Regions from separate parts of the Homo sapiens genome. Here region 1 is linked to region 2. A link is an interaction called in ENCODE POLR2A ChIA-PET data of the cell type or tissue named here. Cell type or tissue: Caco-2. All regions are shown on one strand. Each heading gives the region's core, and the rest is flanking DNA. Links, peaks and the distances in the headings are about the cores only.

Evidence for each region. ChIA-PET counts read pairs that join two places held together with the same protein. Peaks named below come from ENCODE experiments on the same cell type or tissue, not always from the same donor. Only the 100,000 strongest peaks of a DNase experiment are listed, where the experiment ranks them.
Region 1: POLR2A ChIA-PET joins it to region 2 with 5 read pairs; 2 of 35 experiments call an interaction of 5 or more read pairs at or near these places.

The regions. Positions count from the first base shown.
Region 1 is chr11:83,689,101-83,694,479 of GRCh38, forward strand. All of the region lies in intron 18 of DLG2 (discs large MAGUK scaffold protein 2), which reads right to left. It overlaps DLG2-AS2 (DLG2 antisense RNA 2), which reads left to right. Exons shown (of 12, transcript NR_187249.1): 8 at 2,921-2,975; 9 at 3,829-3,971; 10 at 4,632-4,710. Among named protein-coding and RNA genes, the nearest start is that of DLG2-AS2, 54 kb to the left of the region's middle. In Caco-2, for the core only: no CTCF peak of the experiment used is centred there; a DNase peak (open chromatin) is centred at 2,491.
Region 2 is chr11:83,313,796-83,319,174 of GRCh38, forward strand. All of the region lies in intron 1 of CCDC90B-AS1 (CCDC90B antisense RNA 1), which reads left to right. Among named protein-coding and RNA genes, the nearest start is that of CCDC90B, 30 kb to the left of the region's middle. In Caco-2, for the core only: no CTCF peak of the experiment used is centred there; no DNase peak of the experiment used is centred there.

The DNA.
Region 1 (5,379 bases), core at 64-5,063, 380 kb after region 2:
ATATTTTTATAAGGACTTTCATTAAGGTGCTATAGAGGTTGAGAGCAATGGCATCTAATAACTCAGTCTGGAGACTGAGGTCATGAAGGCTTCTGGAAGGAGAGGATGAGTCTTAAGCTGGGTCTTAATAGATGAGTAGGAGATATTGAGATATCCAAACAACAAGTGTTGCAATCAGAGTAAGAAGCATATGCAAAGAGATGGTGGGGGGTTAACCACGGAACTCTGGAGGAGTGAAATTTTATCCATTTAGCACTTAATAACATAAGTACATGTGATGGAAAAAAAGACTAACTTGATAGTAGGAATACCAGAGACTAATCATCTTTTTTTATGAACTTCTTCAATGCAATGAAGGCTAAAGTGGAAAATGTCATGCTTTATAGTTAGACAGTCCTGATTCATTCAAGCTGACCTTTGCAAGTTGCTTAACTTCTCTGAATTAAACCTTGGTTCCTCATCTATCAAATGAGGATAATATTATCTAGTTCATATAGCTGTTGTGTTCTTATGAAATAAAAAAAATGTAAACTATCTTGTTTCTCACACAATGTACTTACATTAAATGTCAAAACAAGACACCAGACTAAATGTCAGTTTATGTCCTGAAAACACTTGTGTCATTGTGAATAAGAACATTCATCACTCATACCAAATCTGGTTTCCCATTGGGATATATTCATCTGTTTGCTTCCTAAACCAGTGGTTTCAAAACTTTGCTTGCTGACACCATCATTTAAAATCACTTTGCATACTCACCCATTATCTTAATATTTACATAATTGATATTTACATAAATATATTTATGTAAATATTATATATTTACATAAATATATAATATATATTATATATATTTATATAATATATATTTATATTATAATATATTTATTATAATATTATATTTATTATAATATTTAATAAATATTTATGTAAATATAAATTATGTATTTTTATATACATAAAATATTATAAATTATTGTGTAACTGTATTACTGTGTCACAGTGTGGCACACTATAAAACATATAACAAAACAGAAATTTAAAGGCTGTGATGAAAAATTAATAAAAAGAGAAGGTCTTGGCTACCACTGGGGTGCGTATAATCACTTTGAAGAATACCAAGATCTCCTAGACAGAAAAGACCTAATCTCATTCATTTATGGAGCACCCAGAAGCACAGACCAAGCACTAAAGAAATATCTAGGAATTGAAGAAGCAACACTGGGACAATAGAAAAAACCCAAAAACTCTGTGGCCTACTAGTGCCACTATCTGTACAAACCAGTTTTTTAGTTTTTATTTTTAATATATATTTTAATTATAATACAAGTTTAATATAGTAGAAATGTTAAACAACCTAAATGTAATGGCTCTCCCCCCTCAAAGGTCAGTGGCAAATAGAGAGTCAATATTCATTATTTCTAAAAGAGCTAATTGTAATAATAACCACTTGCTGAACACTTATAAGGGGCAGACACTACATTAATGCCTTTACAAGTACTTATTTGCTCTTTACAATAATCTGGACACCATATTATACCTCTGTAGAGGGTATCAAACATTTCGGTCCATGCTGTGGGTGGGGGTGGGGGGGGTGTCTGCAAACCATGGCCTGCAGGCAAATCTGTCCCACTGTCCATTTTTATATAGTCTATAAGCCAAGAATGTTTTTCACATTTTCAGTTTGTGGAAAGAAAAATCAGAAAAGAATACTGTTTTGTATGAAACTTTTATATAAAAGTTACATGAAATTCAAATTTCATGACCACAAATAGTTTTACTGAATCACAGCTACATCCATTTATGTATTTATGTATTGTCTATGGCTGCTTTTGCACTACAATGGCAAAGTTGACTATTTCAATAAAGATTGTATGCCCTATAAAATATAAAATGCTTAGTATCTGGCCCTTGACAAAACAAGTTTGCTGGCCCCTTGTGTATATGACTGGAGTCTACTGGACATGTGCACGTTGCAGCTTGCATGGCTCTAAGTCATGGTTCCAATAACAATCCTATCTGGAAATGTAGGTTCAGAGAGGTTGTCACTTCTCCATGCACTTAGGAAATGGCAGAATCAGAGGTTTTTAGGATAAATTTTTAAGGCTGAAATATGCACTTGATCTCACCTAGAGTTCAGGACACTTTTCTCTTCTGGCCTCTTCTGGCTATGTAACTTAACTAGCCACACGTAATATAACTTCCCCACTGCCTCCACTGTCTTCTCTGTACTCTCCTATCTAGCTTTTAATATATTTATGGCTAAGGACAGGGTAGGGTGGGGAACAGGTCAATGGAACAAAAGTACAATTCACTCATTCACAATACTTTTCATTCTCCCTCTTCGAGTCTCTCAAATACACACTTGGCCCCTGCGTATGAGGCTCTGCTGTCTCTGGCTGAGCTGAAAGTGATGAAAAGGACGTGTGATGGAATGCTGGAAACCTCATTACTGGCTCTTTGCCTACAGAAACTCAGCCAGCTTATCTTCTTTCCCAACGAACTTCAAACTTACACTGGCTCAGCTGGTTCTAGGTGCCTGTAACAAGCTGCTCTGCCCAGTGGAGATCAGAAGCCGATAGAAGATACTCTGCATATGCTTTGCTGTCCTGGAGAATATGTTCCCTTTTTTCTCATTCTCATTGTAGCAGATTCTCCAAGGGTCTCGGCCACTCCTGGGTTGTAACGTGGATACCGAAAAGTGCAAGTTACAATAATTTTTTCCTGGACGGTATCCAGAAGACCAGACATGTGAACATAATTTCTGTGGCTGCCCAATTATAGTTAGAACTTCACTTCTAAGCAAGGACAACTACACTGGCAGGACATGGACTACGTAAAGTTGTGAGAAGAGCTTTCACATATGTTAATCTCATTGACTCCTCCCCGCAAACAGGAATTTGTTATTCCCATTTTATAGATAAAGATGCTGGGACTCAAGAGGAACTAAGCAGTGTATATTTTTCATGTATCCGGTAAGTGGTAGATCTGAGTTTCAAACCTGAAGCTTTCTGACACCTAAGTGCCTGTCATTTCAGTAAAGGAGCCTGTTATAAAGAAGTCAGTTTGTTGCCATAATAGTCATTAGAAAACAAGCAAACAAACACCCCTTCCCTGCAACAAATCATGGCATGATATGACTGGGATGCAGTACAGCATAATGGAGTTCAATGATGAGCAGGGCTTAAAATTATTGGCAAATCATTTAAACAGCCTGATTCTCTGTAAATTTATCTGTAAAATGGAAGTAATAACATGCCTAACTTTTAGGATCATGGTGAGGGTTATATAAAAGAATGTAGGTATTCTGTTTATATGAAATGCCTAGAATAGGCAAATCCATATAGATGGAAAATAGATTGATGGTGCCTAGGGCTGGAGGTAGGGGGTGGGAGGAAATGAGGAGTTGCTAATAGTTATGGGGTTTCTTTTGGAGATGATGAAAATGCTCTAAAATTGTGGTGATGGTTGCACAACTCTGTGAATATAATAAAATCCACTGAATTGTATATTTTAAACAAGTGAATAATATGGTATATGAATTTAAAAATAATGTAGGTAAAGGGCTTAGCCAATGCCTGGCACAAAACAAATGCTTTATAAATGTTAATTTTTGTCATTACTACTTTGAGGCAGAGACTATCTGGTTCACCAAACTCATTTCCTCTTCTCCTAGAGCACAAAACTAGACTCTACCCTAAAAATTAGGTGTGGCCATGTGTCTGAGTCTGGGCCAAGGGAATGTGAGTTCTGGCCAATGTAAGGGAACAAGCTTGGCCCATAAAAATAATCCCCTCACAAGCCTTCATGTTATTTCCCTTCTACTAGCTTGATGCAATGAATCTTTTGGCTTCAGAGCTACATGTTGAAGATGAAGGAGCCATAGTGTGGAAAAGCCAAAGTTCCTGAATCACTGACCAGGGGAGAGTTGCCCATTAGCCAAGAAGACCGGCTTTAGACTTTCTGAGAAAGTAAATAAGCTTCTAATTGTTTAAACCTTTTTTTGAGTTTTGATTGTAACAGCTACTGGTATTATTATAACTAACATATTATTGTTAGTTTTTACAGTACCAAATTGAGGAGAAGTGTCAGCCCTTGTCACATGCCTGAAATAAATTCACTGTAGATTGGCTGACCATGCTGGGTCTGGGGGCATGAGTGCACACAGGAAAAGTTGTCTGGTGAATTTGAGCATTATTTTAGTACTGTTGAATAGTCACTGGACAGTTTGAGTGTAGTATGCAGCTTCTAATTACCTTCCCCAACTTTGGGGAAGCAGAGTCCTTGTTTTGCCCTCCAGTCCCTTCAGGAAGGGCCAAATGAACAGCAGGCAACACGCAATCAAACCGTGCATAGCAGTAGGGTGTGGGAACGGCGAAGGCAGCTCTGTGCCTGCTGCTCCACCCTTCTCTCCTACCCTTCTTTGTGGAGGACACCGTACCCTGTCCACTTCCCTTTTGATAAAAGGGAAAGTAATACAAATTAAAGATGTGACCCAATCACATTGTTTTGTCCTTGCTTAGTGCTTTTTAAAGCAGTATCCTACACTCTAAATGTGGAAGGCAGAGACAGCTTTTAGCTCTCCGGGTGAATAATGCCAAAGTATTTGATTGCTATTGTCTCTCTTTCAGAGGGTTTGCTGTCAAAAGGAAAAGCTCTGAGTCATTCTTTAGAAAAGGTGAAGAGAGGATATGCAACCACAAGCCAAAGGTGACAGATCGGAAAGGGACCAATCACTGGGAGCAGGGTTTCTCGGGTTTGTGAGCCCCTTCCCTCATGCAATTGTGTCAAATTGGGCCAAAAATGCCTTCTGTATCTTTCTCACAGAGGAGTGCTGTAAAACCCAAAGGGCATGTAAAATGAAGTACAGTCAGATCTTATAAAAATAGCTATTGATTCCTGAGTGTTTACTGTGAAGCCCTCTTACATAGCTTGTTTAATCTTCTTGACAAGCTTAATACATAAGTATTATTGGTCCACTTGAGAGCTATTGAAACTGAGGCTCAGAGGTTAAGCAAAGCCGTGTCCCCAGGATCACACAGGTAGTAAGCAACAGAGCTGGGACTCTAACTAAATCTCTCACCACCATGCCCTTCAAGGACTTCAAACAAATGAAAAGCATTAGCAAGGTAAATGGCTCTTCTGCTGGAGAATCTAGAAAGTCCAAAGCCAAAATGTCTACCCTTGCGTGGAAAGAACATCCTACAGGGCTGCCTGTGTTCAGCATATTAAGTGCCTAAGAGAATAATGAAACAGATAAGAAAAGGGAAGAACAAAGGCCATTGTCCCCGGCCCTGGAGACTAGCCTGCCTGAACATGATTCACAGTCATTCATGGACTCAGACCTCATAGATTTTGAATATCAGATCATTGCAGATA
Region 2 (5,379 bases), core at 257-5,256:
GTTGATTATTCACATTAGAAGGAGAAGTTCCTGTCCTGTCTCTCATCAAGAAGATGTCCCAAGTGGAATGGTTTCTTGATGAGGAAGCCTTCCCAAAATTTCCTATGTGGAAACCTTCCCAATTTGCAGTTGTTGAGTGACATCGACATGATTGTCAATGATGATGATGATTACAATGATGGTGGGAATATATACTATGTGCCAGGCCCCGTGCTAAGTACTTTACTGATTATCTCCCTGAGATGATGCATTACTACCACATGATGCATTATTAGCTTCAATTTACAGGTGTAGAAACAGAGGTTGGTGAAGGTAAAAGCTTGTTCAAGCTTACCTTTCTAGTAAATGAACAGGCTGGGCACAGTGGCTCACATCTGTAATCCCAGCACTTTGGGAGGCCGAGGCGGGAGGATCATGAGGTCAGAGGTTCAAGACCAGCCTGGCCAGTATGGTGAAACCTTGTCTGTACTAAAAATACAAAAATTAGCCTGGTGTGGTGGTGCATACCTGTAATCCCAGCTACTTGGGAGGCTGAAGCAGGAGAATCGCTTGAACCCAGGAGGCGGAGGTTGCAGTGAGCTGAGATCGTGCCACTGTACTCCAGCCTAGGTGACAGAGCAAGACTCTGTCAAAAAAAAAAAAAAAAAGCACACACCCAGGCAGTCTCATCCAAGAGCCAACAAGTATATATTGCCTCGTAATTTGAATTAGTTTCTAGCTCCTGCTTTAATCATTATCTTAAGTTATAAGATATTTGAATTAAATTGAAGCAGTATACAGAGATTTTCTTTACTATTGCTATGTCTGAGTTTTAAACTTCCTTGAAACAATTCTCTGAGCTTTCAAATAAAGGTATCTTACTGCTTGCAAGTTACCTTATTGTCAATTTTTTGGGAACAAACTCTTAAGGCAGACACTATTATTCCCTTTAACAGATGAAGAAATAGAAGCTCAGATAATTTAAGTCAGTGCTCCTCAAACTTATATAATCTGAGGGTCTTGTTAAAAGCAGGTCTGGGGTAGGTCTTGAGATTCTGCAGTTCCAACAAGCTCCTAGGTGCTGTCGAGGCTGCCGGTCTGGGGACCATCCTTTGAGGAGCGAGGAGAAGTAACCTGCTCAGGATGACATAGCATATAAGAAAGAGATCCTTGGCCGGGCGCGGTGGCTCACGCCTGTAATTCCAGCATTTTGAGAGGCCGAGGTGGGTGGATCACGAGGTCAGGAGATTGAGACCATCCTGGGTAACACAGTGAAACCCCGTCTCTACTAAAAATACAAAAAATTAGCTGGGCGTGGTGGTGGGCGCCTGTAGTCCCAGCCACTCGGGAGGCTGAGGCAGGAGAATGGTGTGAGCCCGGGAGGCGGAGCTTGCAGTGAGGCAAGATTGCACCACTGCACTCCAGCCTGGGTGACAGAGCGAGACCCCGTCTCAAAAAAAAAAAAAAAAAAAAGAGAAAAAGAAAAAGAAAGAGATCCTTGAAGCCTAGTTTCTTTTTGTTGTTGTTGTTGTAGTATTTATTTATTTATTTATTTAGAGATGGAACCTCACTCTGTCACCCAGGCTGGAGTGCAGTGGGGTGATCTTAGCTCACTGCAACCTCCACCTCCCAGCTTCAAGCAATTCTCGTGCTTCAGCCTCCTGAGTAGCTGGGAATATAGGTGTGCGCCATACTCAGCCAGTTTTTTTTTGTATTTTTAGTAAAGACAGGGTTTCACCATGTTGGCCAGGCTGGTCTCGAACTCCTCACCTCAGGTGATCTGCCCACCTCAGTCTTCCAAAGTGCTGGGATTACAGGCATGAGCCACTGCACCTGGCCTGAAATTTTTTTTTTTTTTTTTATTGTTCATTCTTGGGTGTTTCTCGCAGAGGGGGATTTGGCAGGGTCATAGGACAATAGTGGAGGGAAGGTCAGCAGATAAACAAGTGAACAAAGGTCTCTGGTTTTCCTAGGCAGAGGACCCTGCAGCCTTCCGCAGTGTTTGTGTCCCTGGGTACTTGAGATTAGGGAGTGGTGATGACTCTTAACGAGCATGCTGCCTTCAAGCATCTGTTTAACAAAGCACATCTTGCACCGCCCTTAATACATTTAACCCTGAGTGGACACAGCACATGTTTCAGAGAGCACAGGGTTGGGGGTAAGGTCACAGATCAACAGGATAAGAATTTTTCTTAGTACAGAGCAAAATGAAAAGTCTCCCATGTCTACCTCTCTCTACACAGACACGGCAACCATCCGATTTCTCAATCTTTTCCCCACCTTTCCCCCCTTTCTACTCCACAAAACCGCCATTGTCATCATGGCCCGTTCTCAATGAGCTGCTGGGTACACCTCCCAGACGGGGTGGTGGCCGGGCAGACGGGCTCCTCACTTCCCAGTAGGGGCGGCTGGGCAGAGGCGCCCCTCACCTCCCGGACGGGTCGGCTGGCCAGGCGGGGGGCTGATCCCCCCACCTCCCTCCCGGACGGGGCGGCTGGCCGGGCGGAGGGCTGACCCCCCCACCTCCCTCCCGGATGGGGCGGCTGGCCGGGTGGGGGGCTGACCCCCCCACCTCCTTCCCGGATGAGGCAGCTGGCTGGGCAGAGGGGCTCCTCACTTCCCAGTAGGGGCGGCCGGGCAGAGGCGCCCCTCACCTCCCGGAAGGGTCGGCTAGCTGGGCGGGGGGCTGACCCCCCCACCTCCCTCCCGGATGGGGCTGCTGGCCGGGCGGGGGGCTGATCCCCCCACCTCCCTCCCAGATGGGGCGGCTGGCCGGGCGGGGGGCTGACCGCCCCACCTCCTTCCCGGACGAGGCGGCTGGCTGGGCAGAGGGGCTCCTCACTTCCCAGTAGGGGCGGCCGGGCAGAGGCGCCCCTCACCTCCCGGACGGGTCGGCTGGCCGGGCGGGGGGCTGACCCCGCCACCTCCCTCCCGGACGGGTTGGCTGGCCGGGCGGGGGGCTGACCCCCCCACCTCCCTCCCAGGCGGGGCGGCTGGCCGGGAGAGGGGCTCCTCACTTCCCAGTAGGGGCGGCCGGGCAGAGGCGCCCCTCACCTCCCGGATGGGGCGGCTGGCCGGGCGGGGGGCTGACCCCCCCCCACCTCCCTCCCGGACGGGGCGGCTGGCCGGGCAGAGGGGCTCCTCACTTCCCAGTAGGGGTGGCGGGGCAGAGACGCCCCTCACCTCCCGGACGGGGCGGCTGCCGGGCAGAGACGCTCCTCACTTCCCAGACGGGGTGGCTGCCGGGCGGAGGGGCTCCTCACTTCTCAGACGGGGCGGTTGCCAGGCGGAGGGTCTCCTCTCAGACGGGGCGGCCGGGCAGAGACGCTCCTCACCTCCCAGACGGGGTCGCAGCCGGGTAGAGGCGCTCCTCACATCCCAGCCGGGGCGGCAGGGCAGAGGCGCTCCCCCCATCTCAGACGATGGGAGGCCGGGCAGAGACGCTCCTCACTTCCTAGATGGGATGGCGGCCGGGAAGAGGCGCTCCTCACTTCCTAGATGGTATGGCGCCGGGCAGAGACGCTCCTCACTTTCCAGACTGGGCAGCCAAGCAGAGGGGCTCCTCACGTCCCAGACGATGGGCGGCCAGGCAGAGACGCTCCTCACTTCCCAGATGGGGTGGCGGCCGGGCAGAGGCTGCAATCTCGGTACTTTGGGAGGCCAAGGCAGGCGGCTGGGAGGTGGAGGTTGTAGCGAGCCGAGATCACGCCACTGCACTCCAGCCTGGGCACCATTGAGCACTGAGTGAACCAGACTCCGTCTGCAATCCCGGCACCTCGGGAGGCCAAGGCTGGTGGATCACTCGCGGTTAGGAGCTGGAGACCAGCCTGGCCAACACAGCGAAACCTCGTCTCCACCAAAAAAATACGAAAACCAGTCAGGCGTGGCGGCGCGCGCCTGCAATCGCAGGCACTCGGCAGGCTGAGGCAGGAGAATCAGGCAGGGAGGTTGGAGTGAGCCGAGATGGCAGCAGTACAGTCCAGCTTCGGCTCGGCATCAGAGGGAGACCGTGGAAAGAGAGGGAGAGGGAGACCGTGGGGAGAGGGAGAGGGAAGAGGGGAGAGGAAGAGGGGAGAGGGGAGAGGGGAGAGGGAGGGGGAGAGGAAGAGGGAGAGGCGAAGCCTAGTTTCTTAACAGCAGCTTGTTTCTAAGGTGTGGTATTGGCGGTACTGGCAATGCATGATTGCCCTTTGTCTGGTGGGACAGGCAGCTGGACAAGTATCTGGACTTGAGTCTGGCTCTGACTGCTCTGCCTCTTGTCCATGCCTTATCCCCTCTCTGAGCTTCAGTTTCTTTCTATGTACAAATTTGGGGTTAAATTACATAACTTCTGAGATCTCTGAATACTATAGTACCATGGTAAATTATGAGGAGAAGTGCCAGGATGCAGGCAGAACCCTGGATGGAAAGACATTTCCATGAGACAAGAAGATTAAAAGGAGTCACCTTAGAATGCAGATCATTTCTAGGCAAGCTCCCTGTTCAGGATCAGTAGAGAAAATATTTTATCTCTGTGAAAGGGAATGATTAATGTGCCCCAGGGTGCTGATTTTCTCAGGGACTGTGAGTTAGCACCAGAAACCTGGGTAGCTGCGTCAGACTCTCCAGACTGTGCTTTAAACAGGAGGGAGACAGCAGCTATTGGATCTCTGTCAATCTGTGTGACTTTCCTAAGCTTTCAGCCTTGTCTGGAAAGGTGGGGACTTCCTTCTCATCCACTATTCTAGGGCAGAGCACCTTATCTTACATTCAAGAACCTTACAGTAGATGGGCATGTTCATTGAGGTGTGTGTATATAGTAAGTGCTCAAGTTTTAAAAGCTCTCTTGTGAACAGCAAGGTGGTTTTTAAGGAACCAACAATAACCCAAACAGAGAACTTTTCTGTCGAATTTATTCCTCACCAGGGGTACCTGGAAAAGTAGCGTTGACTCTCCAGGACTGAAGCCAGATAGGAAAGGTGTTTACCTCAGGACAGATGCCAATAAAGAAAGAGGGTTAATGATGCTGATTATCGCAACTACTCTTTTTTATCTCATTTGATACACAAAACTACCCTATGGGGTAGATATTATTAAGCTCATTAAGAAACAGAGGCTTTGGAGGTTAAGATGCTTATCCAAGGTGACAGCTTGTGAGTGGAATTTAAGTGCTCGTCTGATTACCCCAAAGCTCTCCTACTCTTTCCATTCTGCTACACTGCTTATCCTATAAAACCATTTCCAAGAGAGGGGCTGAGGATCACATTGGAGAAGTCATGTTTGTCTGGAGAGTTGACCTTGGACCTCAAAAGATAAGATACAAGCAGAAAGAATAGAGAAGTAAGGAGCAAAGGTGGGAATAAGCTGAGGGAGTCCAGGACTTTAGCTGTAAATAGGGCCAGGAAACCCAGAACTCTGATA